2 separate regions of the Homo sapiens genome follow, and region 1 is linked to region 2. A link is an interaction called in ENCODE POLR2A ChIA-PET data of the cell type or tissue named here. Cell type or tissue: OCI-LY7. All regions are shown on one strand. Each heading gives the region's core, and the rest is flanking DNA. Links, peaks and the distances in the headings are about the cores only.

Region 1 (16,158 bases), core at 7,572-11,571, 580 kb after region 2:
AGTCTCATCCTAGACAAGGCAAGTCCCTTCCACCTATGAGCCTGTAAAATCAAAAGCAAGTTGGTTAATTCCTAGATACAATGGGGGTACAGGCATTGGGTAAATACAGCCATTCCAAGTGGGAGAAATTGGCCAAAACAAAGGGGCTACAGGCCCCATGCAACTCTGAAATCCAGGGGGGGGCAGTCAAATATTAAAGCTCCAAAATGAGCTCCTGTGACTCCATGTCTCACATACAGGTCATGCTGATATAAGAGGTATGTCCCCATAGTCTTGTGCAGCTCCAGTCCTGTGGCCTTGCAGGGTACAGCCTCCCTCACGGCTGCTTTCATGGGCTGGTGTTGAGTGTTTGCGGCTTTTCCAGGTGCACGGTGCAAGCTGTCAGTGGATCTATAATTCTGGGGTCTGGAGGATGGTGGCCCTCTTCTCACAGCTCCACTAGATGGTGCCCCAGTAAGGACTCTGTGTGGGGGCTCTGACCCCACATTTCCCTTCCGCACTGCCCTAGCAGAGATTCTCCAGGAGGGCCCCACCCCTGCAGTAAACTTCTGCCTGGGCATCTAGGCATTTCCATACATCTTCTGAAATCTAGGTGGAGGTTCCCAAACCTCAGTTCTTGACTTCTGCACACTTGTAGGCTCACCACCACATGGAAGCTGCCAAGGCTTGAGGTTTGCACCCTCTGAAGCCACAGCTGGAGTGGCTGGGACACAGGGCACCAAGTCCCTAGGCTGCATACAACTTGGGGACCCTGGGCCCAGCTGATGAAACCACTTTTTCCTCCTAGGCCTCCAGGCCTGTGATGGGAGGGGCTGCCACAAATGTCTCTGACATGCCCTGGAGACATTTTTCCCATTGTCTTGGTGATTAACACTCAGTTCCTTGTTACTTATGCAAATTTCTGCAGCCAGCTTTAATTTCTCCTCAGAAAATGGGATTTTCTTTTCTTTTCTTTTTTCTTTTTCTTTTTCTTTCTTTCTTTCTTTCTTTTTTTTTTTTTTTTTTTTTTTTTTTGAGATGGAGTTTCACTCTTGTTGTCCAGGCTAGAGTGCAATGGCATGATCTCAGCTCACTGCAACCTCTGCCTTCTGGGTTCAAGCGATTCTCCTGACTCAGCCTCCTGAGTAGCTGGGATTACAGGCATGCGCCACCACGCCTGGCTAATTTTGTATTTTTAGTAGAGTCGGGGTTTCTCCATGTTGGTCAGGCTTGTCTTGAACTTCCAACCTAATGTGATCCGCTTGCCTCGGCCTCCCAAAGTGCTGGGATTACAGGTGTGAGTCACCGTGCCTGGCCTGGATTTTCTTTTCTATTGCATTGCCAGGTTGCAAATTTTCCAAACTTTAATGCACTCCTCAAATTTTGTTTACAGTATTTCCCTTTTGAAACTGAATGCCTTTAACAGCACCCAAGTCACCTCAGAAAATGGGATTTTCTTTTCTATTGCATTGTCAGGCTGCAAATTTTCCAAACTTTAATGCACCCCTCAAATTTTGTTATAGTGTTTCCCTTTTGAAACTGAATGCCTTTAACAGCACCCAAGTCACCTGTTGAATGCTTTGCTGCTTAGAAATTTCTTCCACCAGATACCCTAAATCATCTCTCTCAAGTTCAAAGTTTCACAAATCTCTAAGGCAGGGGCAAAATGCCGCCAGTCTCTTTAACATAACAAGAGTCACCTTTACTTCAGTTCTCAACAAGTTCCTCATCTCCATTTGAGAACACATCAGCCTGGACCTTATTGTTCATATCACTATCAGCATTTTAGTCAAAGCCATTCAACAAGTCTCTAGGAAGTTCTAAATTTCCCACATTTTCCTGTCTTCTTCTGAGCCCTCCAAACTGTTCCAACCTCTGCCTGTTACCCAGTTCCAAAGTAGCTTCCACATTTTCGGGTATCTTTTCAGCAACGCCCCACTCCTGGTACCAATTTACTGTATTAGTCCATTTTCATGCTGCTGATAAAGACATACCCAAGACTGGGCAATTTACAAAAGAAAGAGGTTTAATGGACTTACAGTTCCGTATGACTGGGGAGGCCTCACAATCATGGCGGAAGGCAAGGAGAAGCAAGTCATATCTTATGTGGATGGTGGCAGGCAAATAGAGAGCTTGTGTAGAGAAACTCCCATTTTAAAAACCATCAGATCTTGTGAGACCCATTCACTATCATGAGACCAGCATGGGAAAGACCTGCCCCCATGATTCAATCATCTCACACTAGGTCCCTCCCACAACATGTGGGAATTATGGGAGCTATAAGATAAGATTTGAGTGGGGACACAGAGCCAAACCATATCACCTGGCTAATTAATTTTTTTTACTTTTTGTAGAGACAGGGTCTCGCTTTGTTTCCCAGGCTGATCTCAAACTCCTGGCCTCAAGCAATCCTCCCACCTTGGCCTCCCAAAGTGCTGGGATTACAAGTGTGAGCCACCATGCCTGGCCTTACATTTTTCACACACAATTGGTGCATAGGTACAGCAATTTGATTGGTTTATGCAGTGTTTCTTTTTGGAATGGGTGCATTTAAAATTTTTTACAGAGGGTGTAATAGTCATGGGTTTTCTGTTATCTGGTCTAGGCAAAGCAGGACAACAATGGGGAAGTTAATCTACACAAAGGGTCATTCATTAGGAAGAAGGGTGGTTTTTATTCCTGACATCATGTAACTCTCTTAGTCATTGTACAGAATAAGACAAACAAGAAAGCGAGTTAATCTATAATCTGAGAAACGGAAGTAGTAACCATATGAGACTCAGATTAAAGGAGGAGACCACCCCTCATATTGTCTAATTTCTACCTCCAAAGAGAGAAGTAAAAACTCAAAGGCAGAAATGAAATCCACAGGCAGACAGCCCAGCGCCATGCCCTGGGCCTGGTTAAAGATTGACCCCTGACCTAACAGGTTATGTTATCTATAGATTCCAGATATTGTATGGAAAAGCACTGTGAAAATCCCTGTCCTGTTCTGTTCCGATCTGATTACCAGTGCCTGCCACCCCCAGTCACATACCCCCTGCTTGCTCAATCGATCATGACCCTCTCACATGGACCTCCTAAGAGTTGTAAGCCCTTAAAAGGGACAGGAATTGCTCACTTGGGGAGCTCGGTTTTTGGAGATGTGAGTCTTGCCGAAGCTCCCAGCCGAATAAAGCCCTTCCTTCTTTAACTCAGTGTCTGAGGGGTTTTGTCCGTGGCTTGTCCTGCTACAAGATCACAGTCACATCTCTCTCAAAGCTTAAGGTGTTTGTGGGGTTCCAACAAGGTTTACATTTTATTTATTTTCACACTTCTTTGATCAACAGAGCAGCCTTCCAAACAGAATGTTGTCCATTCACCTTGGAACTGCCATCCACAAACCAAGCTGTTTGCTGGCCAGTTGAGAGCCGTTATGGGACACTGTAGAAGCCAGCAGCTCCTCACGCAAACCAGTCCTAGCAGAAAAGAGGCTCCTTTCTTTTATCTCCTCCTGGCACTCCCCAGGTAGCATGCTTCTGTATAAGCCATTTCCATTTTGTTATGGAACTCTTCTGGACACTGCTGTCTCTATTTGAGTGTTTCTGTGACATCACCTGAGATCGCATGGGTATTTCAGGTGTCAAGATCATTTTATGTCCTTCAGTCACAGGGGTAGCTTCAGTTAATGTCCCGTAACAAGTTAGTAAGTGCCCCTCAAGTGGAAATTGTCTAGTCCAAAATCTCAGTAGTCTTTGCTTGCAGGTGCTCACAGCCTTTTCTCTTCTTCTTCTTCTTTTTTTTTTTTTTCTGAGACAGAGTCTTGCTGTGTTGCTCAGGCTGGAGTGCAGTGGCACCATCTCTGCTCACTGCAACCTCTGCCTCACCTCTCGGGCTCAAGCAATTCTCCTGCCTTAGCCTCCCGAGTAGCTGGGATTACAGGCACCCACCACCACTCCTGGATAATTTTCAAATTTTTAGTGGAGATGCGGTTTCCCCATGTTGGCCAGGCTGGTTTTGAACTCCTGACCTCAGATGATCCTCTTGCCTTGTCCTCCCAAATTGCTGGGATTACAGGTATGAGCCACCATGCCCAGCCACTCATAGGCTTTTGTCATAGCCCCAGCAAATGCTCCACAAAGAGCTATCGAATGGAGAACTTGTCCCTATCAGCACTCCAGCTTCTACTCTACAGTGTGGGCTTGGGTTTCCATTTAGCATGTCCAACTAAAATTTCCAGAAGGGTGGATTTACATGCCTTCTGTTTTACAGTTCTAGGTAGAGGGAACAACCCTGTCATATACAATGCCCATTTCCATAAAACATTAGGTAAAGGAGACACAACCACTTTACATTAAGCCTTTACGTAAAGCCTGTTTAGACATTCCCACTTTCAGAATCCTGTTGACCAAGTATATTTTTATGTCCCGGGAACTTCTCTTCTCCACCCCCTCCCCAGACCATTTTATTCTCTCTTGGGCAATAAGTGTTTAGGTCCTTAGCCAGAGGCCAGGCCAGGAGACTCTGGCCTCTCTGTCAATCTTCCCTTGATTAACCAGTCTGACCATCACCCCAGGCAATTCCAGGTAGGGTTTCTTATTGTAAATCTTTACCTTCCTGCTTTTAAAATTCCACCAAACTGGAGGAAATAGAGCAAACTGGTTTGGGGCCTTTAATGTTGAAGACCATCAGAGACTCTCTTTGGTCCACCCAACCTTCAATAGTGTTGTATTAAGACATTTATTTTGGCCACGCGCAGTGGCTCATGACTGTAATCCCAGCACTTTGGGAGGCCGAGGCTGGCAGATCACCTGAAGTCAGGAGTTCAAGACTACCCTGGCCAACATGCCAAAACCCCATCTCTACTAAAAATACAAAAATTAGCCAGGCGTGGTGGCAGGTCCCTGTAATCCCAGTTACTTGGGAAGCTGAGGCAGGAGAATTGCTTGAACCCAGGAGGCAGAGGTTACAGTGAGCTGAGATCATGCCACTGCACTCCAGCCTGGGTGACAGAGCGAGACTCTGTCTCAAAAAAAAAAAAAAAAAAAAAAAAAAGACATTTGTTTTCACTGCATTAATTTCCTTTTTTAAAACCTCATTAATTTTTATTTTACTCATCCTATTTCTTAATAACCATCTAAGGATTTCCATCCTGCTCAGACGAGTCTCATGACTCTCCCCTTTCTTTTTCCTCTTAGTTTCACCCTTATCAGTGTTCTCTTCTTTCTCTCCCTCCCTCTCTCTCCTTTCTTCTTTCCTTCTCCTTCCTTCCTTCCTTCCTTCCTTCCTTTGCTTCCTTGCTTGCTGGGGGACCTGTTTATTTACAGCAGCATTTTAGGAAAAGGGCAAACATGGCTCTCTCCTTCAACAAATCCCTGCTTTGGTGCCCAAGGAGACAGGGCTGAGGTAGCCCCTGCCTGGCCCTTGGCTCTGTGGAGCCCTGCACCCTTGGGAGGACAAGGTAGCTCCCCAAAGCTGTTAATTCCAAAGCTGTTATTTGCAAGGGATAGAGGGACCTTGTTTCAACACCCAGCATGTGGGTCAATTTCTGGGGAGGCTGGAGAGGACCATGGCCAGATGGTGCCTTGACCTCCGCATGTCCAGACCCACCAATGGGATCTCCTCCCAGGGGCTCTGAAATCCTGAAAAGAAAACCAAACGCACTGAGTGAGGGTCTTATGCTTCCCTTCATAAGAGCCATGACACCGCGGCAGCCCTGGTGCAGAGGAGGGGCTGGGACTCACCCTCCCCGCCTGCCACCTGTCCTTTCTACTTTGGCAAACAACAACAAAACCCTGGAAGCTTCAAGAAAATGAAGTAAACTTTAGGGAACAGAAAAAACAAAACAGCAGGCTGTGCCCAAAGCCCTCTCTCTGCCGTCCCCCTCTCCGAGTCCTCCTGATGAGCTGCAGCTGGTGGTGCCCGCGTGGCCACAGCACAGGTTTTCCTCACAGAGCCACTGGCCCAGCTGAAGGTGACTCTCCTAAGCTCCCTTCACCAGCCACTCTGGCTTCCACGCTGGGAAGGTAGGATGGGGTGCAGTCGGGGGAGGCACCCAGTTATTTAGAGAGACAGAAGAGATTGGCACACAGGCAGCATCACCGAGGAGGCCCCACGCACATGCTCAATTCTGGCCAGTGCATGGACAGACCCCCTGCTGAGGGGACACAACAGCACAGCCCATGTAGCCCAAGGCACCTCCAGAGGTGGCAGATGAGCAAGGATGAGGACCCCAGGGTGGAAACTCCTGGATTTGGAGCTGGGCAAGTTTCTGTCCCCATGGACTGGGCAGCTTTAAGAACCAGGGGAGCTGAGGGCAGGAGGCCCAGGGAGGCTCAGCCAGCTGTCAGGAGCAGCCCAGACCCCACCCCTAGAATGACAGAGGAGGAAGAGGGGGAGGGTCATCATCTGTAAATGCCACCAAGACAGTGTTGGGTGGCACCTGACGTTCCCCAGCACACACGAGCCACTGGTGCCTCTTCAGGCTGTGTCCGTTCACATGGTGGGACCTCCTGCCCATTGGTGGTAGGGGCAGGGTGCGTGGAGAGGCCTTCTCCAGGAGCTGCCTGGAAAACAGGGCAGCCCTGACCCCCACTGGCTGACAGTGAGCAGCATGTCTCCTATCACGGAGTCTGAAGGTCCCCGCAGTGTTGAGCAAAAGTTTACATGGCACCCACTGGCCAGACCCCATCGACTCCACAGAGAGCAAAAGAGAGCCTGCTGACCTCCCAGCTGTTGGCCCCAGAGTCACAGAAGTCACCCCTACTCAACACCAGGACACAGATCCACCGCCCAACCTAAGAAAACAGGAACAACTCCAGGGCCACCTAGGCCAGGCAGGTGAGAGGAGCTGGGCGACAGTAGCTGCCAGCTGCAGCTCTGCAGGATCAACAAAAAGGCAAGATGCCGGGGGGAGGGGAGGAGGCCAGGAGCCTTGCGGCACATCACAGAGCAGAGGCGGTGCCCACGGCAGGGTGCGGCTAATTCCTCAGGGCGGCTAACGCCCTTGACAGCTGTTCCTCCTGGCTTCACACGGAGCTCTCGCCCGGCAGAGGCACCCTTGGGCAACTGGCTGAGCTGGTCTAGGACCTCCAGGCCATTCTCCTTGGCGCTCTGCACAATGGGTCTGTCCACCTGCTCCTGAGGCATGGTCAGTGTGGCGGCCGAGCTCATGGAATCCTCCATCACTAATGTGTGCATGGCCAGGTTTTGCACTTGCTACTCAAACCTGTCCATCGCTGCAGAGGCCTTCTGCAGGTCCGTGGTGTTCAGGCCTTGTCTGGGGCTTTGGTCACCTACACCATGTTCTTGGTTACCACCTTCATGGTCACAGCTGTCTGCACCTCGGGGGCCACTGTGTCCAGGCGGATGCCATGTAGAGCCAGTTCACGCTGCTGTTCTCCTTGCAGATGGTGTTCTTGGTGTACACACGGGTGCACTCTACATTTTTCTGCTGAAGGGACTTCTTCACTTTGGCCTGGTTGGCGTAGGAGTGCTTTTCTGCCTTCTTGTCTGGTTTCTCCAGCTGCTTCACCATAAATTTCAACTGGAACAGGGTATTGTCCCCTGGCCAGTCTGACAGAAGCACCCCTTGGAAAGGCAGAAGGGACATGAACTCCGGGAGGCATCAGGTGCCAGTGGCTCTTGCCTTATTTCTTAATAACCATTTAAAAATGTTTGCCTTCGTGGGAGAAATCCTTTGATTCTCCCCTCTCCCATTACCTATTCTCTTGTTAGTTGCCTTAATGTTTTCATTACCATCCGTAAGACCCAGGAGGGGAAGCTGAGGTAGCAAATTTGATAAGGCTTCTCTGACTATAGCTCAGTTTTGCAGTAGTAAGGTTACATGAGGTGCCCATGCAAAAGAGGCTGCCTGAACCACAGCATTTATCATGACCCGGGTAATAGGCATTGTCATGCAGGACTCCTGTTGACTCCAATAGGGATGGCACTGTGTCCTAGAGGCCGGAACCAGTGAATGAGACTTAGGGTTTACTGAGGGGAACTTACACACAGGGATGGTCCAGTGGTGGTGGGCTGGACAGGAGCATGCATTTATGAAACAGGGCATGCGTTTTATGAAACGCATGCAGTTGATACAGCATTTTCACTTAGCACCTTCCACCTAGCAACCTCTACCCAGCAACCTCCAGTTAATCCACAAAAAGGGACTCCATCCCCTGTATGGCCTGTGTTCCAAGGAATGAGCCAGGGGCTCAGATGTCCTTCATAGATAAGGAGTGAAACTCTGGGTTGGCCACTCCCGGATTCCTTAGCTCAGGACTCCGAACACACATTCTTCTTAGACCCTAGGATCATTCTCAGGGTACGCTTCAGTTAAGTTATGGCTGTCAGCTGCATCTGCCATATACAGGCATCCTTAGCGGGTGAATGCCTGGTCATTGTAAAGCCAGCTCCACATGGCTTGCATATGAAACCTATCAACTGCTTCATCTGGGGTGTTCCATTTGACATTTATAGGGAATGTAGGGGCCAAGGGAAAAACTTCTCCTTTGCCCTCTCAAGGATCACTGTACATTCAACCCACAAAATGCAGATTAATAGAGAAATGTCATACAAATTTATTAATGTGTACATGAGGGAAAAATCACAGAGTGCTTACCCAACATCCCAATGAGGCCCAAATACTTCTATAGCTTTATTTCAGAGGGGATGGGGGAGATAGGGAATATAGGTAATTCTGTTGAGGGACAATAAATGATTACTAGGGAGAATGAATGGGTGGGGGCGGAGGAATAGAGATTAATTTATAAACGGGCTGGGCATAGTGGCTCACACCTGTAATTTTGACACTTTGGGAAGTCAAAGCAGGAGGACTGCTTGAGGCTAGGAGTTCAAGACCAGCCTGGGCAACACAGTGAGACCCTATCTGTACAAAAACTTTTAAAATTTGCTGGGCTTGGTGGTGCATACCCGTAGTCAGGAGGCTCCCCTTAAATCCGGGAGTTTGAGGTTACAGTGAGCTATGAATGCACCACTGCACTCCAGCCTGCACAACAGAGAGACACCCTATCTCAAAAACAACAACGACCACGACAACAACAAACTTGTAAATGGTTCTCTTGGAAGTAAATAAGCCTGAAAGAGATATTATCTTGTGAATGGGTCTGTTTAAGAATGTGCTTACATTCTCGGTCTTCTTTTCTGTAATAGATAATGAAATAACAGGGAGCGGAAGGAAAAACAATTGTTCTTGGAGAGTCCATCCAGTCTTTATATAGATAGTGGGAGAAGTCTCTTCTAGTGGCTGTGGATCTCGAAAGGCCTTTAATTAAAAATTTAAAATACTCATTATACCAAAGGGAGCCATATTTTTGGGTGAAGTTCTTTGAGCTCCTTCAGGAGAGTCTCCCTTCTCAGGGTAAACAAATTTTACAGTGGCTTTTATCCAATCTACTGGGCTGGCTGTTCCCTCAGGAATAACCTCCTGTTTGTGTGTGGGTCATGTATAGCTACCTGCAATTGTTCTGTAGTGTGCTGTGGATCCTGCATCAACCTCAACATGCTCTTCCATTCTGCAGCACTTGAAATCTAGTTACTCTTGCAATCCATCTTAGTAATGATTCCTCAGGAAGCTGAAGATAGTAATCTACAAAATGGAATAATTCCTTCACATCGTACCCTCTAGTCTATAGTGACTTGGTTTTGCCCTTCCCCTACATTGACTGTCCTCTTGGTAACCCAGTTCTCAGTTATTTTCTGTTTCCCTGCGTAAGTTTTCCCTTGGGGATCAGTTTGGAGGCTAGTGGCTGAAGCTCAGACTCACTGAAATCTGAACTTGGTTTAGCACCAAGGTCTGACACAGCACTCTCTTTCAATTTCATTTTAGCTATTATAGTTAACAGTAAACAAGAATGTTTTTCTTTTTGCTTATTAGTTTGCATTTCCTTATGCATCCAGTGAATCAACTCTCCAGGAGTTGGTTCTGTCTCTAAATTCCATTCATAACTTTTATCTTCAGTAACTGAGCACAGCACAGCTGCGGCTCTAAACCATGGGTGACCACATGGCTACTCAGGGATCAAAAGTTCCTCACCCAGCACTCTTTCATCCTTTCTCTTCCCAAACCACAACTTTCCATCAGCCCAGGCCATTCTAGCAAATCTCACTTCCGTGACACCAACTCTGCCAGGGTGGGGGGAAACAACACTCAGTGTGCCTGTTCTATTATCTCACTTAACAACAACAATCAACACAGAAGACTTTTGTGACCAAATTTGTATGTGAGGATTTCCCCACACACCAAGCAGCAGTCACCAGTTGAGTGTCCTCTGATTCAATTCAGACACTACCTACTCTGAGATAGTGTTATCAGAAAGGGGTCCCGATCCAGACCCTGAGAGGGTTCTTGTTGGATCTTATGCAAGAAAGAATTTGGGGCAAGTCCACAGAGTAAAGTGAAAGCAAGTTTGTTAAGAAGAAACAAAAGAATGGCTACTCCCTGAGGGCCACTGGGTGGCTATTTTTATGGTTATTTCTTGATGATATGCTAAACAAGGGGTGAGGTATTCATTCGTTTTCTGGGAAAGGGGTGGGGATTTCCCAGAACTAAGGGTTCCTCTTCCTTTTAGACCATAGAGGGTAACTTCCAGATGCTGACAAGGCATTTGTAAACTGTTATGGCACTGGTGGGAGTGTCTTTTAGCATGCTAATGCATTATAATTAACATATAATGAACAGTGAGGACAACCAGAGGTCACTTTCGTTGCCATCTTGGTTTTGGCAGGTTTTGGCCAGCTTCTTTACTGCATCCTGTTTTACCAGTGGGATCAGTGGGGTCTTTGTGACCCGTATCTTGTATTGACCTCCTCTCTCATCCTGTGACTAAGAATGCCAAACCTCGTGGGAAAGCAGCCCAGCAGGTCCCACCCTTATTTCATCTAGCCCCTGTTCAAGATGGAATTGCTCTTCTTGGAACACCTCTGACATATTTCCCCCCTCCCTTTTACGAGGGGACTCTTAAGCCTAAGGGTTGTAGAGGGTTGTAGATCTATCCTCTGTAACGTCTTCAGGCTGAATAGGGGAGATAATATTTTTGCCTAATTATTAGGGTCTTTTGTATTCAGGGTAGAGAAGAGCTCAGTCAGTTATGGTGAAGGCCATTCATAACTCTTCCAGATATCACCTTCTGTTCTGACAAAAGGTGCTATGTGAAAGATAATAAATGTTCAATTTAAGAAAATGTTGAGTAGCCTTATTTTGCGTTTCTACAAAATAGTACAACAGCAATATATTCCACAGTGGTAAAGGAAATAAGTAAAATTATCCCAGTAGACTGAATAAGAAGGCTTTTCATGAACTTGACTATTGTTGGAACCAAGTTGTTAGGGGATCACTAGCTGATTCCAATACATGACCAGAATTAGAATACTGATCTAGATTTTTACATTACCTATTTCCCTCTTTTCTTTTGAGCAGCAGCCAGAGATCACTGGTTGATTTACAGGAATAAGTAGAGTCAGTCTAAATTTCAAAAAAAACCCGCAAAAACAAAGATGAGATTAGAATCTAATAACAGATGTACAAAAGTTTTTGAAACATAATTTTTTTCTCTCCAGTCCCCATTTTCATTGAAGACAAGTCAAGGTAGGACTGATTTGTTTGCAAAATAAGCTTTAGTCTTATTATACTTGTCCTGATTATTTATATAAAGTGCAGTAAGATTAATTATTTGCCATGCAGGCTCCTTTTAAAATTGGCTTTGATGGAACTTTATTCCATAAGTAATCTTAGATTAGACTTTTTAAAGCCTTGAGCCCAGCCAAGAATTTATCTGTCTATTCCTGAAAATACCTGTATGAGTTGGGTGAATTCCTTTCCAGTTCTCAAGATAATTTGGGGTTCCTGGGCTTGTCAGAAAGTGACATTCTTTACTTACTACAGATCAGGAACCCTGTACAGGGATTGCATAGACAGGGTATAAGGCTAGTTTTCTCAAGGGGCATTTTTTTTTTTTGACTCTGTTAGTCGGCTTTCATTCTTTAAAGCTGTCTGTATCTGAAAGCACACCATCCCAGTCAAAGCCTTGGTAAAATAATCAGTGTCTCCAACTGTGTCCTGTTATAAAACAAAACAGATTCTTATTGCACTTATGCAAATAACTTAACTATAGTGCCATAAGTTAAGAATACTCACAAATAGTTTCCAAATTCTGGTAAAATCAAGTAGTGAGAAAGAAATATGCTGAAAATTTTGCTCATAGGGGTATGCTTTATTCAATTGTTAAAAACTGTTGATAGCTCAAAAGAAAAGTTTTCTTGACTCTGAAAAACCAAACAGAAAGGATGAGCAACATTTTAAGTAAAACATCAGAAAAAGATTATTTTGGTGTTCTATTAGTTTAGTCTATGCAATTGATTCCTGTTTTGCTTGATATTTATAATTACATTAGTTTTCCAAGAAAGTCTTATAAGTTCCTTCTCTTTATTTTAATGGCACACTTTCCAAAGTTATCAGAGAGCTGCATTTAAGAGTACTTGTCAGTCCTATAGCTGATTATAAACCACCCTTTAAAGAGGATCAAAACAAGACAACAATTGTCTGTGGATGACAAAGTCTTAGGGCAGCCACAGTTAGACACAATTAACTAGGAATTTGGGTTACTTCTGTGGCATACAACAATTTTATATAACAATTATAATTATTACTGATAGTGTAGAATATGTCTTATCAGAATCAGAGGGGTTTCCCATAATTTTGGAACACATACCAATAATATATTTCTACAAATACAGCCCAAAGAAAGCCAAACACCATTTCACATTTGACAATGCTTCCTGTATAATTTTAGTGTACCAAATAAGGCAAATATGTCATTTTTGAGCTTTAGGGGGACCTAATATCTAAAGGATTAATCTGATCATAAAAATATATAATTTATAATTTGATTTTGGAGTTTGTCAAATATCAAAAGTTTAAAATACTGATAAAATAGAATTTCAGGTCACCATAGGCCATTCATTTAGCCAATATGATAACTCAAAGATTTTAAAAAATTGAAAACTTTTACTCATTGATAGAGGAAAGACTTAGCTTTCCAAATAATCTATTTTCTCTCCTTTTTCTTGTAGTTTGTTTAAAAGGCAAACAAAAATCTTTCACTTTTTCAATATTCCATAAAGATCCTGTTCAAGAGAGAAAGCCAAATTTCACCTTTGCATTAGTATACAATTAATATCAAACCCAATTTTAAACAAGACCTTATACACAAATCTACCCAATCTTGATCAGTTTGACCATAAGGTAAGAGTCTCATAAACCTGTTATAATCTTTTATAATTTTCTGTTAAAAAGCAGATCAACAGTGTAAGAAAACCCTGTTGTGCTTTTATTTCAATGTTTGATTTATAGAAAAGCTGAATAATTAAATAATATCCCTTTAATTTTGACCAATAAGTTCACACACAGAATTTTTACAAGATTAATCTTTCACAAACCTTCCATAACTTGGCCAAAACTTCAGCTTTATTCTACCTAACATAAAGCCATCCTTTAATCCTCTAAACCGGAACAAAAAACCCCACATTCCCATGCCTTCTTATAATTTTTTACCGGAAACATATTCTACTTTCCTTACACACCTTGCATGTAAAACCGTTTCTTCAGTAGTCTTGATTACATGTGTTAGAATGTTATCTCTTAGCAACTTTTATTTTTGGTGAAAAACCTGGTAAGTAAGCAATTTTAATTATGTAGCAGATGTGGAACCTAGGATACCAGACAGAAGTGAAGATAAGGTCCAACTCTTCCCAGCATAGCTAGGGAGCATGGCTAACTCCATATGTCCCCAAGTCTTCCCTAAAATCTAATGGCTCCAAAGCAGGTAAGTTGAACAATTTTCAAAGTCAAAGAAGCAATTTATGACCTTAAAGCATTTAGCAGTACTTGCTTTGGCAGCACAATACTAAAATTGGAAAGATACAGAGAAGATTACCAGGCCCCTGTGGAAGGATGACACACAAATTCATGAAGTATTTTATATTAAAAAATAAAGCATTTAGCAAACCTAATATCTTACTCGCCTTTTTTAGACCAAATGTCTTCATCTTGAAGATATTTTAATTTACCAATAATCTTTAAAACTGTCTTTTTTCCAAAATTACTAAACTCATGTGAACTAAAGGGCATTAAAATTGTTATTTTTCTGACAGAATATTTATTTATGCATTTATTATTTTTAAGCCGATTAATCAGAGCTCTTTAATGTATTTTGGTAGTGAAACATCGCACACAACACATAAATACAGCTGAACAGACAGAAGAAGATCCAGTAGTTTTAAGAGTTTTTCATTTGCCAGTTTTTAAGTGTCTTAATTGTTTTACTGGCTTTAGAGTGGAGCCCTTTGAGAATAGGGCCAGGAAAGCATGCAGTTTTTAGGGCTTAAGAAGCAGCACAGTTGGAAGGCAAAATAGACCCCCAAAATTAAGAGTCTCTCTTTTTTTTTTTTTTGAGATGAAGTTTCCCTTTTGTCCCCCAGGCTAGAGTGCAATGGCGCGATCTTGGGTCACTGCAACCTCGGCCTCCCGGGTTCAAGCGATTCTCCTGCCTCAGCCTCCCAAGTAGCTGGGATTACAGGTGCCTGCCACCATGCCCAGCTAATTTTTATATTTTTAGTAGAGACGGGCTTTCACCATGTTGGCCAGGATGGTCTCCAACTCCTGACCTCAGGTGATCCGCCTGCCTCAGCCTCCCAAAGTGCTGGGATTACAGGTGTGAGCCACTGCGCCCCAGCTGTTTTTTTTTTTTTTTTTTTTTTTTTGAGAGAGTCTCGCTCTGTCACCAGGCTGGAGTGCAGTGGCGCAATCTCGGCTCACTGCAACCTCTGCCTCCCACGTTCAAGTGATTCTTCTGCCTCAGCCTCCCAAGTAGCTGGGACTACAGGCGCGCACCAGCATGCCCAGCTAATTTTTGTATTTTTAGTAGAGACGGGGTTTCACCATGTTGGCCAGGATGGTCTCCATCTCTTGACCTCATGATGTGCCCACCTCGGCCTCCCAAAGTGCTGAGATTACAGGTGTGAGCCACCGCACCCAGCAAGAGTCTCATTTTTATACTGAAAGCAAGTTTGTTAGAGAAGTAAAGAAACAAAAGAATGGCTACTCCATAGGCGGAGCAGCCCTGAAGGCTGCTGCTTGGCTATTTTTATGGTTATTTCTTGATCATATGCTAAACAAGGGGTGGATTATTCATTAGTTTTCCAGGAAGGGGGTGGAGATTTCCTAGAACTGAGAGTTCCTTTTACTTTTATTATTTTTTTGAGAGGGAGTCTTGCTCTGTCGCTCAGTTTGGAGTGCAATGGCACAGTCTAGGCTCACTGCAACCTCCGCCTCCCGGGTTCAAGTGATTCTCCTGCCTCAACCTCCCAAGTAGCTGGGACTACAGGCGCCCACCACCACACCCGGCTAATTTTTGTATTTTTAGTAGAGATGGGGTTTCACCATGTTGGCCAGGCTGGTCTCAAACTCCTAACCTCGTGATCCACCCGCCTCAGCCTCCCAAAGTGCTGGGATTACAGGCATGAGCCACTGCACCTGGCCTATTTTATTTTACTTTATTTTATTTTTTGGGACTGAGTCTCACTCTGTCACCCAGGCTGGAGTGCAGTGGCACAGTCTCTGCTCACTGCAACCTCTGCCTCCCAGGTTCAAGTGACTCTCCTGTCTCAGCCTTCTGTGTAGCTGGGATTACAGGCACACACCACCACAGCCAGCTAATTTTGTATTTTTAGTAGAGATGGGGTTTCACCATGTTGGCCAGGCTAGTCTCGAACTCCTGACCTCAGGTGACCCACCTGCCTCGGCCTCCCAAAGTGCTGAGATTACAGGCATGAGCCACCACACCCCTCTTCCTTTTAGACCACGTAGGATAACTTCTAGACATTGCCATGGCATTTGTAAACTGTCATGGTGCTGGTGGGAGTGTCTTTTAGCATGCTAATGCATTATAATTAACATATAATGAGCAATGAGGATGATCAGGGCTTACTCTCGTCACCATCTTGGTTTTGGCAAGTTTTGGCTGGCTTCTTTACTGCATCCTGTTTTATCAGCGGGGTCTTTGTGATCTGTATCTCGTGCTGGCCTCTTGTCTCAACCTGTGACTAAGTATGCCTAACCTTCTGGGAATGTACCCCAGCAGGTCTCAGCCTCATTTTACCCAGCTCCTATTCAAGAGGGAG
Region 2 (16,158 bases), core at 7,674-11,673:
AATCCCACCTGGGACCTATGCCTGGGATAGGTTTCAAATGGAGGCAGAGATGGCATGATGCCCCCTCCTCAGGCTCCCAGCTGCTCACACCACACCTTCCTATGGCTAGACCCTGGCGGCCTCCTGGGGCAGAGGGAGCCCCTGGGCACTGGCACAGGGAGAAGGGGCTGATGGGGGGCAGAGACTTGAGGCCCAGCTGCTCCCTATCTCCCTGTTCCTCCTTCTGCAACCAAGGGCCCAGCCCGCACTCCAGTACCTGTGTGTGGATCTCTTCGTTGATGGAGCGCTTCGTCTCTTGCTTTTTCTTCACAGCCAACAGGTCTACCAGGGGCCGAATGGTCATGCCCTGGGGGGCAGGCAGGTGTCAGGCACTCCAGTTCTGCTACCCAGGCAGGGAGGCCACAGAGCCTCCCTCCCTCACCCCAGGCCCCCAAGGCTAGGATGCCCTCTCTGCTCTGCTCTCTCCCAGGACCCAAGGGTGTGAGAACTCTCCCACCTCCCAGCACTTATCTAAAGACAGGTCCTTAAGGCCTGCTTCTTCCTGGAGACACGGTCAGAGGTTTCACTGCCAAATGACCCCCACACTGGTCATCTGGCCTGGGCCAGGCAGCAGACAGCCTGGGTTCAGATGTGGACTGCACCACAGACTTGCTCTGCAACCCCATGGAAGTCAGGCCCCACACACAGGGAAAACTACCTCTGCACTGCCTCCCCACCAGGACTGTGAGGAGGACCGAGTAATAACAGCAGCAGCAGATGGAACTGCACACCTGCCATGTGACCAACACACGTGCTTGGAAGTGTTCTAGCATCAATCAGCTCTCCAATATCCGCAACACTAAGAGGGAGGTCCTTCCATTGTCTCTATTTAACAGATGCAGAAACTGAGGCTCAGAGAGGATAAGCAGCTTTCTAAGATCCCAGAGAAGCAGTAAAGCCATGATTTAAACCCAGGCAGGCTGGCTCTGGAGGGAGGCCCCCTCCCCAATGTTGCCTTCAATGAAAATGGGCTTGGAAAATCATTAGCACATACAACTGCAAAATCAAGGTAAAAAAAATTTTTTGAAGATGGAAGCAGGGCAAGAGGACAAAAGTGGCAGCCTCCTCCTCTTTTTTTTTTTTTTTTTTTTTTTGAGATGGAGTCTTGCTCTGTCACCCAGGCTGGAGTGCAGTGGTGCGATTTCAGCTCACTGCAACCTCCACCTCCCGGGTTCAAGTGATTCTCCTGCCTCAGCCTCCCAAGTAGCTGGGATTACAGGCGGCTGCCACCACGCCCAGCTAATTTTTGTATTTTTAGTAGAAACAGGGTTTCACCATGTTGGCCAGGCTGGTCTGGAACTCCTGACCTCAGGCGATCCGCCTGCCTCGGCCTCCCAAAGTGCTGGGATTACAGGCATGAGCCACCGCGCCCAGCCTCTCTCCTTTTTCTTAACTCGAGAGAGAGTCTCACTCTGTCACACAGGCTGGAGGAGTCACACAGGCTCAATCACAGCTCACAGCTGCCTCAATCTCCTGGGCTCAAGCTATCCTCCCACCTCAGCTTCTCAAGTACCTGGGACTTACAGGTGTGTACCACCATACCCACTAATTTTTTTTTTATTTTTTGTAGAGACAAGGTTGCCATGTTGCCTAGGCTGCTCTTGAACTACTGGGCTCAAGGGATCCTCCTGCCTCGGCCTCCCAAAGTCCTGGGATCATAGGCGTGAGCCACTGCACCAGGGTCCCCTCTCCCTTTAAAGGACAGAAAATAAGCCCAGCCCCAGGTTTCCCCTATTTTTTTTTCTCAAGAGAATGCAAAGATGTATCCCATCTAGGGCTTTTTGAGTATCAGTGCCCAGAAAAGACAGAAAGGATGGTAAAGAAATGGAGGCTCAGACAGAGTGTTTCTTATTTGCCCAAGGTCAGGCAAAGTCAGGTAAGGCAGAGCAATTTGCACCATCACAGGCTGGGCTTCCTTGGGGACCTTAGGCAGGAGAGTGGCTGTCAGCTAAGCCTGAGCCGTTTAAATGTACAGAAATCACTGAGCAGCAGGCTGGAAGGATTCTTGGGAATCATCTCGCCTGGTTCCCTCACTTTACAGATGGGAACTGAGACCCAGAGAAGAGTGGGGGTCTTTCTTAGGGTCAGAGGGACACCAACACAGAGCTAGGGCTGACTCCAGGCCTCCTGCTGCCTGGCTCATAGCCCTTTCCAGTTCCCCATGCTGTGATATTATTCCCATTTTACAGATGCAGAAACTGAGACCCTAAGATATGAAATCTCTTGCCTAAAGCCCTACAATGAGTTAGTAGCAAAGAGAGATCTTGGGCCTGTTGACTGTACCCACTTCTCTCTCTTTTTCTTTTTTTTTGAGATGGAATTTCACTCTTGTTACCCAGGCTGGAGTGCAATGGCGCAATCTCAGCTCACTGCAACCTCCACCTCCTGGGTTCAAGTGATTCTCCTGCCTCAGCCTCCCAAGTAGCTGGAATTACAGGTATGCATCACCATGCCCACTAATTTTGTATTTTTAGTAGAGACGGGGTTTCACCATGTTAGTCAGGCTGGTCTCAAACTCCTGACCTCAGGTGATCCACCCCCTCAGCCTCCCAAAGTGCTGGGATTACAGGCGTTGAGTCACCGTGCCCGGCCAGTACCCACTTCTCTTAATGCTCTATGAGTTCCAAATTAAGTTGGGCAGCATTCTGGTTCCTTTACATTCTGATCAGTCACTCTGCAATGACTCATCACAATTCTCACTTTACGATTGAAGAAACTGAGGCCCAGAAAGGGGGAGTGGCTCGCCCAAGGTCACACAGCAAGTTAGTGGTGGAGCTGGGACTAGAATCGCATTTCAAATCACACGCTTTCCTCTCTTTCCACGGGAACAGCCTGTGAGGGTCCCCAAGGCAAGGGCCTGCCCTGCCCTGGCCCAGCACCTGCACAAAGACGGTGAAGAAGATGACAGTGATGATGGCAGTGAGGAACAGGTCACACATGGGGAAGTGCTTCTTGTCCAGGAGGTAGCCCAGAGAGAAGGCGATGGCCCCTCGCAGGCCCCCATAGGCGATGATGAACTGGTCCTTGGGGGTCAGCTTCACGATACGGAACTTGTTGATGAACCAGGTCAGGCCCAGCACCCCTGCAGGGGAAGGCAGGGGGTGATGAGGGTCAGGTCGGGCTGTCCCCAGTCCCTCCTGGATTCTGCATCAGTGATTTCTCTGTGCATCCAGGAAGTCTCCATTACGAAGCCCACCCCGCTCACTCAATTCCTGGGTCCCTCAGCCCAGAGTGCTCTGAACTCCTCAATCCAAGAGCTGGGTGGATCCTTAAAGGACTTCCCCAACCTGGATGTGCTTTAGAGACATCATGGAGGCCTCCAGTGGCTGGAGGGCTGGGGGCAGGAAGAGGGAGAAAAGATCAAACAAGATGGGTCACAGGTCAATACTTGTTAAATGTGATGGGTGTGTGGGGGGTCATGATCCTATTCTCTCTACTTTTCTAAGTACTTGAAATTTTCCATAATAAAGCATAAAAAATGCAGAGGGCTGGGCCCAACCTCCACCCACAGAACCAGAATCCCTGGAGGATGAGGCTCAGGAATAAAGGGGATTTCAAAAGTGCACCAAATAAATGTGAGGTCCTGCCAGGCTTGGGGACATGGACCTAACCCTCAGAGAGGAAGTGAGAGATCCAGGGAGGAGGCGACTGAGGCACTGGGGTGAGGCATGTGGGGCACATGTGAGTGGAACCCATGCACCTGGGGCCTGGTCCCCACGTGTGCCCCGGCCTGCTGCATAGGTTTGGAGGACTGCACGTGGCTCTGCATGCGATTCGGCACATGCTCACGTCACCTGTCTTGAGACAGTGCAGAGAGCACTCAGCTCAGAGTCACAGACCTGGGTTCTGTGGGCCTCAGGCCCCTCATCAGGACAGCCACAGCCACAGGCTCAGAGTCTCAGGGCCCCCTCACTTTGACACAGCCTGACTCTGTCCCCAGAGACCACAGCCTTGCTGTGACACAGGCTTCTCCCTGCTGAAGGGCCCATCATGGAAATGGGAAGTCCCTCCTGTCTAGCTGTGCTGGGAGCAGGCAGGAGCCAACCAGGAAACCTCCACCACAAACTGCATCACACATATACCCCCAGCCCCTCCACACACACACACACACACCCAGGCCCTCTACACACACACACCCACACCCTCACAGCCCCTCCACACACACCCACACCCTCACAGCCCCTCCACACACACACACACACACCCAGCCCCTCTACACACACCCAACCCCTACACACACACCCAGCCCTTCCACATATACACCCAGCCCCTCCACACAACTATACACACACTGCACCACAGCCCAATCCCTCCACACAACACACACATATATACAAAGCCCTCCACACAACATACTACACACACACACCCCCAACCCCTCCACACACTACACACACACCATACACACATCCAGCCCCCCTACAATGCACTACACACACCACACACGCAATACGCATACACACACACACCACAGCCCAGCCCCTCCACACAATACTTATACACTGCACCACATGCACACACCACATAGCCTGGCCCTTCCACATAGTGCACTGCACACACCACACACACAGCACCACAGCCCACCACCCCCCACACACACCCCACACCACAACCCCCACCCCGCCCCAGCCCTGGCCCTCACCCAGCACGCGGGCGATGAGGCAGAAGAGCAGGGTGCTGATGACGAAGGTCCAGTTCCAGTGGTGGGAGCCGGCCACCGTGGAGACGCCGAGGAAGATGAAGATGAGGGTCTCGCTGACGCTGCTCCACATCTTCAGGAAGTATTTGATGGTGGTGTGGGACTTGTGGGAGATGTTGGCCTCCACATAGGGGCGCATCACCACTCCTGAGGCTATGAGCCTGGAGCAGGAAAGAGCGGGGTCAGGGCTCCGTGTCGAGCTGCACCTGCTCGAGCCCCTCCACTGCCAGGGGCAATGGGGCCACGACCAAGGTGCCCATGTCCCAAGCTCCTCTATGGGCCAGGGGCCCGCTGTGTGCTTTACACCCTCTTGCCACTCATCCTCACATCAACCCTATAGACACGGTGTATTCCTCCATTTTTTTTTTTTTTTTTTTTTTTGAGACGAGTCTCACTCTGTCACCCAGGCTGGAGAGCAGTGGCGCGATCTTGGCTCACTGCAACCTCCGCCTCCCGGGTTCAAGCAATTCTCTGCCTCAGCCTCCCGAGTGGCTGGGAATACAGGTGCCCGCCACCACGCCTGGCTAATTTTTTTGTATTTTTAGTAGAGACGGGGTTTCACCATCTTGGCCAGGCTGGTCTTGAACTCCTGACCTTGTAATCCACCCGCCTTGGCCTCCCAAAGTGCTGGGATTACAGGCGACGAGCGCATGCCCGGCCCTATTCCTCCATTTTTAAAATGAGTGATCTTGGCTGGGCACGGTGGCTCACGCCTGTAATCCCAGCACTTTGGGAGGCCGACAAAGGCGGATCACTTGAGGCCAGGTATTCGAGACCAGCTTGGCCAATGTAGTGAAATGCAGTCTCTTCTAAAAATACAAAAATTAGCCAGGTGTGGTGGTGGGCACCTGTAATCCCACCTAATTGAGAGGTTGAAGTGGGAGAATCTCGAACTCAGAGGCTGCAATGAGCTGAGATCGTGCCACTGCATTCCAGCCTGGGTGACAAGAGTGGGACCCCGTCTCAAATAAAAAAATGAGAGATCTGACTCTAAGAGAAATAGTCACCTCTCCCCTGTCACGCTGCCTGCAGGCAGCAAAGCCAAGACACACAAACCACAGTGTCCAACTCCAAAGCCTGCACCTTTGCCCCAAGGCCACACTGCCTCTTGACCCAATAGGAGTCAATGACACAGACCCATGGTCTCCTGGGTTCATTCCCCTCAAGCGTGGCATCTGCCATTACACAGGGGTCTCCACAGGGAGCTTTGTTCCAAGCAGCTGCTTGGAGCTCGGAGTCCTCCCAGCCCAGTGCTCACACCCGGGCTCTGCTCCTGGGAGCCAGGGGCTCTGAACCCCAGTTCTGCCTTGCTCGGCACTGGAACACCTTCACCCCTCACTGCCTCCCCACATCCCATTCTCCCCATTTCCAGACCCGGTGGAGACCTCAGGACCGCCAGGACTCAGGCCTGGTGAGCCTCCTACTGGGGCTGCTGAGGGGACTCCCTTTGAGACAATGAAGTAGCAGGGCTGTGGCTTTCCTCAACCTGAAGCTTAGTGGCTTCCAAGGCTCTGCTCTCCTATACCCTGGGCTTGCCTTCATGCAGGTCATTCTTGCTTCATCTGCTCATAGCCTGAAATGCCCTCTCCCGATTCCTGGACCCCAGGGGGCGCTGCAGAAGTGCTCCTCTTCTAGGAAGCCACTGATGCCCTTGGCCATTTAAATGGCTACCAAGCAGGTCTGGAGCCTGGAGTTCATGTCTCATCCCTGGAGCTCAAGGCTGGGCCCTGGGAGCTCCGTGAACCTACGAGCCTGGGGAATCCAAGCTGGCAGCCCCCGCCCCCACCCCGCCAAGCCCACTGCCTGCTGCACGCAGACTCACGCCATGATGCCTGACAGGTGGAAGAGCTCGGCTGACAAGTAGGCCATGTAGCTGTAGAGGAAGACGAAGAGCGGCTCGATGACCCGGATGTGGGAGGTAAATCGGGAGGTGAAGGCTGCGATGACCCCGTAGACCACGCCCACAAGCACCCCGCCCAGGGCCACCACGAAGAAGCTCAGGAAGCCGAGGAAGATGTCCACGATGCCCACGTGTTCGTAGTTGGCAAACTCCTCAAAGAGGTGATACAGGACCTGGGGAGGGTGTGCAGGCTGGTGGGTGGGAGGAGAGGGCCCTGGCCCCACGGTTCCCTGGGGTCCACCCAGGGCAATCCTGTCCCCTCCGTTAACCATGGCCACAAGAAGAGGCCACACGGTAGCAGAGAAACCCTAGTGCCAAGCAGGTGCTCAAAACCTCAGCCTGGGGCTGAGGGGCTTGCTCTGGGCCAGCCACGTGCCCCACTGGTGAAGGGTGGGCCCTGGGAAGCTCTGTGAAGACCCTGAAGCCAAACTGCCTGGACTGGAATCCTGGCTCTGCCACTCCTGAGTTGTGTACAGGAAGCAAATTCATCTCCCTGTGTTTCAGTTTTCCTGTCTATAAAATGAGGATAATAATACCAAATCTTAGGACTGCTGTGAGGACTAAATCAGCGAATCAAGTGCTCGGAGCCTTACCTGATGCAGTGTTAGCCACATCTGGTGCTATCAAGTCTGCCTCTCACTGCCTGACCTTGGGCACGTCATGCCCATCACTGGGTTTCAGTCCCTCCTTCAGCACAAAAAAGGGACGTTCACACAATGAACTAGAATGTCATTTCTTAACCTCTGGAGCTTTCTGAAAATACACATGTTCAGGCCATACTGGACTTGGACTCTCTGGGATAGGGCCAAGAAATCTCTATGTAACAAGCACCCCAGGGGTTGCAATGAACAGCCAAGTTCAGATGCTATGGAATTAGAGGCTAAGGCATCCCTGTCTCCTGGACTGGGAAATAGATGGTCATTGCAACACTACCATCAGATGTTTAAGTGGCACTTCATACACTGTAAAGCCCTTTGATAGTCTTTATCTGAGTCGACACTCAACAACCATGCGAGGCAGGTGGGTCAAGGATGCTCCTTTGCTAAACCGAGGCTCACAGTGGTAAAACAACACGCCAGGGGGCCCCCAGCCCAGGAGCAGAAGAACTGGGCCCAGAACTTATTCCCTGACAGCCATGGCTGAGGCCTCCCCAGCAGGCTCAGCTTTGAGGATCTGCCCCTCCTATTGCTAGGTCCCTGAGCTGCCTGGCCTACTCAAGTCTGTCCTAGACAGCTCTGCCAGGAAGGAGCAGGGAGTTTCCAGGCCTGGGGGAAGGGAGGGAAGGACGTGAGGATCCATGACAGGGAACCCTCCAAAGCCCCCAGGACCTGGAGCAGGAGGAATGGACCGTGAGGAGTGACCTGTCTAGGGCACAGACCTGAGACCAGGCAGCTCAGGGTCAGCCTCTGGCTTTACTCTCTGGGAAATGGGGCACTCACACCTATGCCAAGAGCTCCAGAAAGACCTGACTTGGGCCAGGCAGCAAGGGGAGATGCAGAGCACTGGCCAGGCCTGGTGCGGCCTGGCCCCAGCTGTCTGGGGGATAGGACAGGGCTCCAGCGGCAGACAGCCTCTTAGCAGGTGCGTACTCAGCCGTGGGCTAAACTCATTCCTGGCCTGAGGGGATTCATGGGTCCTCATGGTCTACCACATGGGCCCATGGAGTCGGCACAGAGGGGAAAGTCCTCCTTTCTGGCCTGGTGCTATTACCCCTGGAACTATAGAGAAACAGAGTAACACAGTGGTAAGCACTTGGGCTTTGGACTCAGACTACGGATTTGAACCTCAGCTATATCATATATCAGGCTTATGTAACCTCTCCGTTCCTCAGTTTCCTCATCGCAAAAAAACTGGAATATAACTGTGTCAACCTCATGGAGTTACTGTATAGATTAAATGAGGCAACATAGGCCAGACACAGTGGCTCACGCCTGTAATCTCAGCACTTTGGGAGGCCAAAGAGGGAGCATCGCTTGTGCCCGGGAGCTTGAGACCAGCCCAGGCAACATAATGAGACCCCATATCTACAAAATAAATAAATAAATAAATAAATAAATTAGCTGGGTGTGATGGCCAGCACCTGCAGTCCCAGCTACTTGGGAGGCTAAGAGGGGATGATCATTTGAGGAGTTTGAGGGTGCAGTGAGCTATGATTGTGCTACTGCACTCCTGAGTGACACTGTCTGTGTGACAGGAGACTCTGTCTCTAAATAAATAAATAAAAATGAGGCAATACACATTCAGACAGGAAGCACCCAATGAACACCAGCAATCACTACCACCGCTGCCACTGCCTTTGGGAGACATGACCATGGGTCCACAAATGGCTGGGTCTGTTACCTGCTTGATGCAACCATGCCCCAAGCTCCACAGCAGTGCTCACCTGAACCCCAACACCCAGATCCCACTGGAGAGGGCTTTATCTTTGGCACTCACTGGCTTCACAGACATTAGTGAGTATGACTCACTAATGTAAGTAATCCTGTAAGAAGCCTGGGAGGATGACAGGCTGAGTACTGCAATCCCTGTGTCACAGATGGGGAAACTCAGGCTCATGTGGTAACCCTGGGCAAGAGCTAGTGCTAGAGGAAGCCAGGATGGAGGCCTGCCTGCTCAGGTCAGGCTATTCTACCCAGCCCCATGAGGAGGCGTGGGAGGAACAGGAAGCTGAGGCTGCCAGCAGCTGAACACCACAGTCTGTCTCTACTCTGAGGTGCTGCTTCCTGAAGGCTGGGGCTGCAGAGGAGGGAGTCATGGCCTGGGAATGCACATGTGCCCTTGAGCTTTCCTGTGTGTGCAGCTGCTCTGAGCGGGACAGCTCAGGAGGGGGTGGGAGTGTTCTCACAACACAACGTGAGCATGCACATGCACACATCTGTTTCCCAAGGAAACCAGCTGGGAGGAAGGGCATGTGCAGGTGTATATGGTGCTACCACGTGCAGACCCTGGAGGAAAGCACTAATCCTCTGCCACTTTGCAGCTATCAAAGGTGAGGCTGGCTGGGCGCAGTGGCTCATGCCTGTAATCCCAGCACTTTGGGAGGCTGAGGTGGGCGGATCACCTGAGGTCAGGAGTTCGAGATTAGCCTGGCCAACATGGCGAAACCCAGTCTCTACTAAAAACACAAAAATTAGCTGGGCATGGTGACACACGCCTGTAATCCCAGCTACTTGGGAGGCTGAGGCAGGAGAATTGCTTGAACCTGGGAGGCGGAGGTTGCAGTGAGCTGAGCTTGCGTCACTGCACTCCTGTCTGGGAGACAGAGCAAGACTCCATCTCAAAAAAAAAAAAAAAAAAAAAAGGTGAGGGCCACAGAGGTATAGCATTTGCTTAAGGTCACACAGCAAGCAAGTGGCCAACTTCTTTTACTTATCACCTTCTAGATGTTTTGGAGACAAGGCCCCTTTCCATAATCTCCGCCCAAAAACTGTGCACAAACCGAATTCTAACTTAAGATATAGCCAACATGAGAGCTGAAAGGCCCCTCACAGATGATATGGTCTGTGAAGAGGGAACTGAGGCACAGAGAGTGTAAGTAATTTGCCCAAGCTCACATCAAAATGCAAGAGAAGGGCCAGGCTTGTTGGCTTAGGTCTGTAATCTCAGCACTTTGGGAGGCCGAGGCAGGAGGATGGTTTGAGGCCAAGAGTTCAAGACCAGCCTGGGCAACATGGTCAAACCCCATCTCCACAAAAAATTTAAAAAATTAGCCGGGTGTGGTGGTGCATGCCTGTAGTCCTAGCCACTCGGAAGGCTGAGGCAGGAGGATCTCAGGCCCAGGTATTTGAGGCTGCAGTGAGTTATGACCGTACCAGTTCACCAGCCTAGAAGACAGGGCAAGACCCTGTCTCTTAAAAAACAAAAAGCAAGTCAAGTCAAGGAGGGAGCATATAACCTAGCAAAACCAAGAGCTTAGGCCCTGGAGTCAGTCAGACCTGGTTCAATCACAAACTGGTTCATACTCCAACAGGTTATTTAACTTCTTTGGGCCTGTGTCTCCCCTGGAAAATGAGAATAATAAGCACCTCTTAAGGCAGCCATGAGGACTTAAATGAGATAATCCATGCCGAAGGGCTCAGCATGGTGCCTGGCATACGGGAAGCGGGAATGTGCCTCAGCTGTTTTTATTACTGTTATTAGCGGGTGGATGAGGGATTCACTGGTGGGCCTGGATTTGGGTTTGTACCGTTTGGACATGGGCATGGCCCCTGGCCTCCTCACCACAGTGACGGCGTCATTGAGCAAGGACTCCCCAAAAACAAGGATGTGCAGCAGCTCATTGATGTGAATTTCCTCAAAGACAGCCAGAACCGCCACGGGGTCCACGGCCGAGATGATGCTGCCGAAGAGCAGGTTGTCCAGGAGGCCGATGTTGTTGATCTGCTCACCGCCCACCAGGCACACGGCGTACATGAGGCCGCCCAGGAAGAAGGCGTTCCACAGCGTGCCCACCACGGCAAAGATCAGGATGGTGCCCAGGTTTTCTGTGAACTGCCGCAGTGGCAGGAAGTAGCCCGCATCCAGGATGATGGGCGGCAGCAGGAAGAGGAAGAAGACGTCGGACTGCAGGAAGGGGGGTGTCTCGCCTACACCCTTGATCAGGCCCCCCACCAGCAGCCCCACCACGATCAGCAGGCAGCTCTCCGGGACGATGCTTGAGATAGTGGGGATCACATGGAAACCTGCGGAGGGCGAGAGAACGGGAGGCCATGGGCTTTCGGAGGAGCCAGGAGAATAGAAGGTTGGGGATGGGCCGGGGATGAGGAGCGCAGTTGGTGAGAGGTGCACAGGCTGGGTCTCAGAGGGCTGCTCTGTTAACTCTCTGAGCCTCCGCTTCCTCGCCTGTAAAATGGAAGGGACAATGCTAGCTTCACAGGTTTGCCATCATAAACCAAGTGACAGTGTTTTTAAAGCACTTTTTTCAAAGGATATATACATGCTATCTCTGTCACTGTCATAAAATGTTAGAAAGCAGCAGTTCTATATGCTTCCAGAAGGCAGAAATTATAAATTGATTACTGACGTGCCAAGTACCTACGGGCATCACCTACGCCTGAACCCAAGGCATTATTCCAGGCACAAGTTCAGGGAGGCAGATCTGAGCTCAACCTGAGGAATAACAATCTAACAATTCTGTCTGAGGGAAGATGGTAGTTCCCTATCACGGAGCTGTTTAAGCAGAAGGCAGACAACCAGCTGGTGGGGAGTGGCATAGGAGACAGAAGAAAGCACAGAAGAATCTAAGAATACCAGCGTGGGAAGGAACTTGGGGATAATAAGGCCTGGGGTCTGCAAACCTGCAAAACAGTAGGCTTTCCTACTGAGTCCAGGCAGCTGCTCAAGACACGGCTCAAGGATGTCAGTGGCAACCAGCTTTGGCAGGTGAGATAAAATCTATTTGCTATCCCGCTTCTAGCTCAATGCCACCCACTTTAAAGATGGGGCAACTAAGGCTCAGAAAAGGGAAGGGACTTGCCCAAAGTCACACAGCAAGTGGGGAGCAGAACTAGAATAGAACACAGGTCTGATGCCCCAGTTCCCATCAAACTGCACAGTTCTGTAATTCAAGCTCTCCTATCCTTCCCTCCCATCAAGGCCTCCTCACACACCCCTCTGCCTGGGACCCACCAGCCATCTCCCCAGGCCGTGTCCTGGCCAGCAACAGGCCGCTCTGCTGTAGTCCACCTTAAGGCTTCAAACCCAGAGCTGAGGAGTAGCAAAAATCCCCGTTGAGAGGGCCTCTCTCAATATCAGGTATGGCCAGAGAACCCTGAGCTCCTGTGAGTGGTTTACTTGTTTGTTTTGTTTTGGGGTGGGAAAGTAGGTGGAAAAAAATCTGAGCATCTAGTTGTATGTTGGGTACTATGCTCCCAGGGTTGGCATAGCCAAGAGGGTTTGTCCCTTTGCTCAAGAGGAAAGCTCTCTCTGGCCTGGCATGGTGGCTCATGCCTGTATCCCAGCATTTTAGGAGGCTGAGGTGGGAGGAACACTTGAGGCCAATAATTTGACACCAGCTTGTACAACATAGGAGACCTCATCTCCACTTAAAAAAAATAGCTGGGCATGGTATGCACCTGTAGTCTCAGCTAGTTAGGAGGGCCGAGGCAGGAAGATCACTTGAGCCCAGCCTCAAAAAAAAAAAAGAAAGAAGAAAGCAAAGCTCTCTCTCCTCCCCTTCCCTATCTTGCAAGCTCTGTGCAGGCAGATCCCATAACTGCTTATCATTATACACCCAGGGCTAGGACACAAGAAGTGCTCAACAAATATCAGCTGACTTGAAAATACACAGGGCTGGGACATCACCCAAGATTTCCGATAACCTGCATGCCTGGCCAGGCCTCTGCTCTCATTACTTACTCTTGAGATCCTTGGGACAGAGGAGGAACTTCCCTCTCCATGCCCAAAGCCCTTCCTACTCTCAGGTAGGAATCTGGGCAGTGCTAGTACGGTGACAAGTCAAAGTTCACACTGCTGGCTGGGCACGGTAGCTCACGCCTGTAATCCCAGCACTTTGGGAGGCCGAGGTGGGTGGATCACCTGAGGTCAGGAATTCAAGACCAGCCTGACCAATATGGTGAAACCCTGTCTCTACTAAAAATATAAAAATTGGCCAGGCGTGGTGGTGGGTGCTTGTATTCCCAGCTACTTGGGAGGCTGAGACAGGAGAATTGCTTGAACACAGGAGGTAGAAGTTGCAGTGAGCCGAGATCACGCCACTGAGCTCCAGCCAAGATCACTCCACTGCACTCCAGCCTGGGCAACAGAGCAAGACTCCATCTTGAAAAAAAAAAGTTCACACACTGAACACTATCCAGGCCCAGAATCCTGGCACAGTGCCAAGCACCCTGAAGACACTCAAAACACATTGGGAAAAAAAGATGTCTCCATCCTAGGCCAAGAGGACCTCGAAGGCACCATGTGCATTCTCCTGATTTCAAAATAGACATGACCAAAAGTCACTTTTTGTTCATCTACTTCCCACATCAATAAAAGGGAAAATAATTCCAAAATCACCCCTTTTGCTGAAAAGTCCCCCAGTCTTTGTACTGTCCACCAGTCAACATCCAGTGTGTAGCTGGCTGGTCCACTGGGAAGGGCTAGTCATGTTGGACCCAAGTCTCTCTTGCTGTAGAGGATAAAGCCCACATTTTCAGCACTGCCTCTGTCATCTGCTCTTGCCTCATGTCCCATTCTCCCCACTGTCAACTCTTAGGTTTCAGCCTTGCCAAATTCCTTGCAATTGCCCCATATGAGCCACATCCTCTTTTGCCTGCCAATCTTCACCTAGTCTAGTTCCTCTCTCTAGAAATCATTCCTCTACCTCTACCCCCACCATATGTGGCTGACACCATATCCTCTGCCTGCCTCCTCCTTCAGGAAGCATTCCCTGACCACCACCTGTCTGCTCAGGTTAGGGCAGGAATCTTCTGGTGCTTCCCTCTCTCATAACCTTCAATCCACAGTCATCTCCCAGGTTCCTCTCTCTCTTCCTGGCACCCACCGAGATCAGTCAGACAACCCAGGCAGAAGCAGCTGAGACAAGACAATGGCATCAGACCCCAAAGACCTGCAGTGTGCTGGAGGGGAGACAGGCACAGCGCAGCGGAGATAAGCAGGATGAAGATTTAGGGGAGCAGAGCTCCTACAGGCAGGGGCCAGAAAGCACCTTCCCAAGGCCGGAAGTCCAGCTCCAGCCAGCTGCATGCTGACCCCCCTCCACAGCCTCCCTGCCCCTGTCCTGGCGTTAGCACCAAGAGCTGCCTTAAGAGAAGGCAGAGTCTAAAGAGATAGTCCAGGGTAGGCAGATGATGGCTTCCACCTCCACCTAAGGGGTCGGGCTCTAAAAATGCCTCCTACCCTCACTCTGTGCCATCAACCCAATCCACAGAGCTTTCCTGGCCCCATAAATCGCCAGACAGTGCCTGGGAGACCCAGAGAAGAGTTGGCCACAGCTCCTGCCTGGGGAGGGGGCAGGCATGTGAAACAAGCCAAGAACAGCAACATGAAGACGGCTCCTCAGGTCTGAGGGCGTCCCATGAGCCAGAACTGTGCTGGGAGCCTGGCACGCACCATCTCATTCAGTCCTCACCACAGCCCTTGGGATAGGTATTGCCTCCATTTTGCAGAAGACAAAGCTGAGGCTCAGCAAGGTTATGCCACTCCCCTAGTGTCTAAGGGAGGACCTCTATTCTAGCTTAGGTGTCTCAAACCGGTAGCAGAGAGCGCTAATTAATTCTTTAGTCAAAGCTCGGTATTTTCTCTGAGCCAGGCCATATGGGACACTGGGAACATTGAGGTGACTCAGACTCTGAACCTCCGTGAGCAGCTGATGGGGAGGGCCATGCTATTCCAGCCCTTGGAGCTTCTATGACCAGGTGAACAGAGAGCTGGCATTCCTATTGAACACAAGAAAAACGAGCTCTGAGAGGAGGCTGCATGCACTCAGCCAGGCCAACCAGGACTGGGTCCCGGGCCTCCTGACTACAGCACAGCGACCTCCTTCTCCTTCAGCCAGCTCCAGAGTACCTGGGGCTGGAGCCATGTTCCTGGAGCTGGTTTCCCTGGCTTTCCTGTTTTGTCTCTGGCGCTCAGTGAGCTGAAGGAGCTCTAGGCCCTGATGGGCTCTCTGGGCCTGAGGGGAGGGCCGGGCCGGGCCAGGCTGAGGAGAAAGGTCTGAGATCCACTTTTGGCTCCCTGCCTGTGGGTAGGTGGCACATTATTGGAAAGCACTTCTAGGGCTGGGGGAGGAAGGGATTCTGTCATCAAGAGGAGGCTCCTTCAGGAGCAACGGCTCAGGGAAGTGGGAAGCAGCCCCTGGACCTGCGCTGGCTTGTCCCTCTCCTAACGCCCTGACTCCACCAACTGCGCTCACTCTGCATCCCTGCAGAGTCCCCACAAAGAGCAGGATGCTTGCTGACACCCGGTGTGGTGAAAGGGGCACAGAAGGATGGCTGCGGCCCCTGGTACCCTGACAAAAGCCCTGCATGGAGGCAAGATCCCAGGATGCCAAGAGATGAGGCAAAACTTTCAGGGCCCAAACATGCAGCAGCAGTGATGTCACCAGGGTGAAATCAGGGATGGGAAGAGGCAGTTAGAGTAAGAACCAGAGTCGTAAGAGCTGGAATGGATCTTGGAGAGCATCTAAATTCTCCATTATATAGTCAGGGAAATGGAGACAGAGACAGCCAGTGACCTGTCAATGATCACATGTCCAGTTCTACCCCAGCAGTCTGTGACACTCCAAGCCACACAGCCTTCTTCGAGGACGTCCAGTCCTCCCAGAACAAGGAGGCACGAAAGTGTGGAATTCAACATCTCCAAGCACAGCCACAGGCCAAACCCTCTGACACAGTTCAGAGTTGGCGCTCCTTTTAGAAGAGGCTGGGGGATGGGAGAAGTGTTTTTCATTCTATCTAGTGTAGGTGGTAGCTGGAACGAACACACACACACACACACACACACACACACACACACACACACACTCTTGCTGAGCAGACACCTCACCAAACTTCCAATTGAT

What was found. Peaks named below come from ENCODE experiments on the same cell type or tissue, not always from the same donor. Only the 100,000 strongest peaks of a DNase experiment are listed, where the experiment ranks them.
Region 1: POLR2A ChIA-PET joins it to region 2 with 5 read pairs; 2 of 35 experiments call an interaction of 5 or more read pairs at or near these places.

Annotation. Positions count from the first base shown.
Region 1 is chr1:27,679,871-27,696,028 of GRCh38, forward strand. It overlaps the pseudogene CHMP1AP1 and the pseudogene RNU6-424P. Among named protein-coding and RNA genes, the nearest start is that of IFI6, 16 kb to the left of the region's middle. RefSeq lists an enhancer at 2,588-2,882. In OCI-LY7, for the core only: no CTCF peak of the experiment used is centred there; no DNase peak of the experiment used is centred there.
Region 2 is chr1:27,102,967-27,119,124 of GRCh38, forward strand. It overlaps SLC9A1 (solute carrier family 9 member A1), which reads right to left. Exons shown (of 12, transcript NM_003047.5): 2 at 10,860-11,320; 3 at 6,561-6,811; 4 at 4,682-4,899; 5 at 2,919-3,121; 6 at 257-346. Among named protein-coding and RNA genes, the nearest start is that of SLC9A1, 44 kb to the right of the region's middle. RefSeq lists enhancers at 8,979-9,058, 8,990-9,491, 9,399-9,468, 10,553-11,127, 11,128-11,701 and 5 more and a silencer at 7,107-7,311. In OCI-LY7, for the core only: a CTCF peak has its summit at 9,287; a DNase peak (open chromatin) is centred at 9,295; H3K27ac peaks cover 1,045 bases.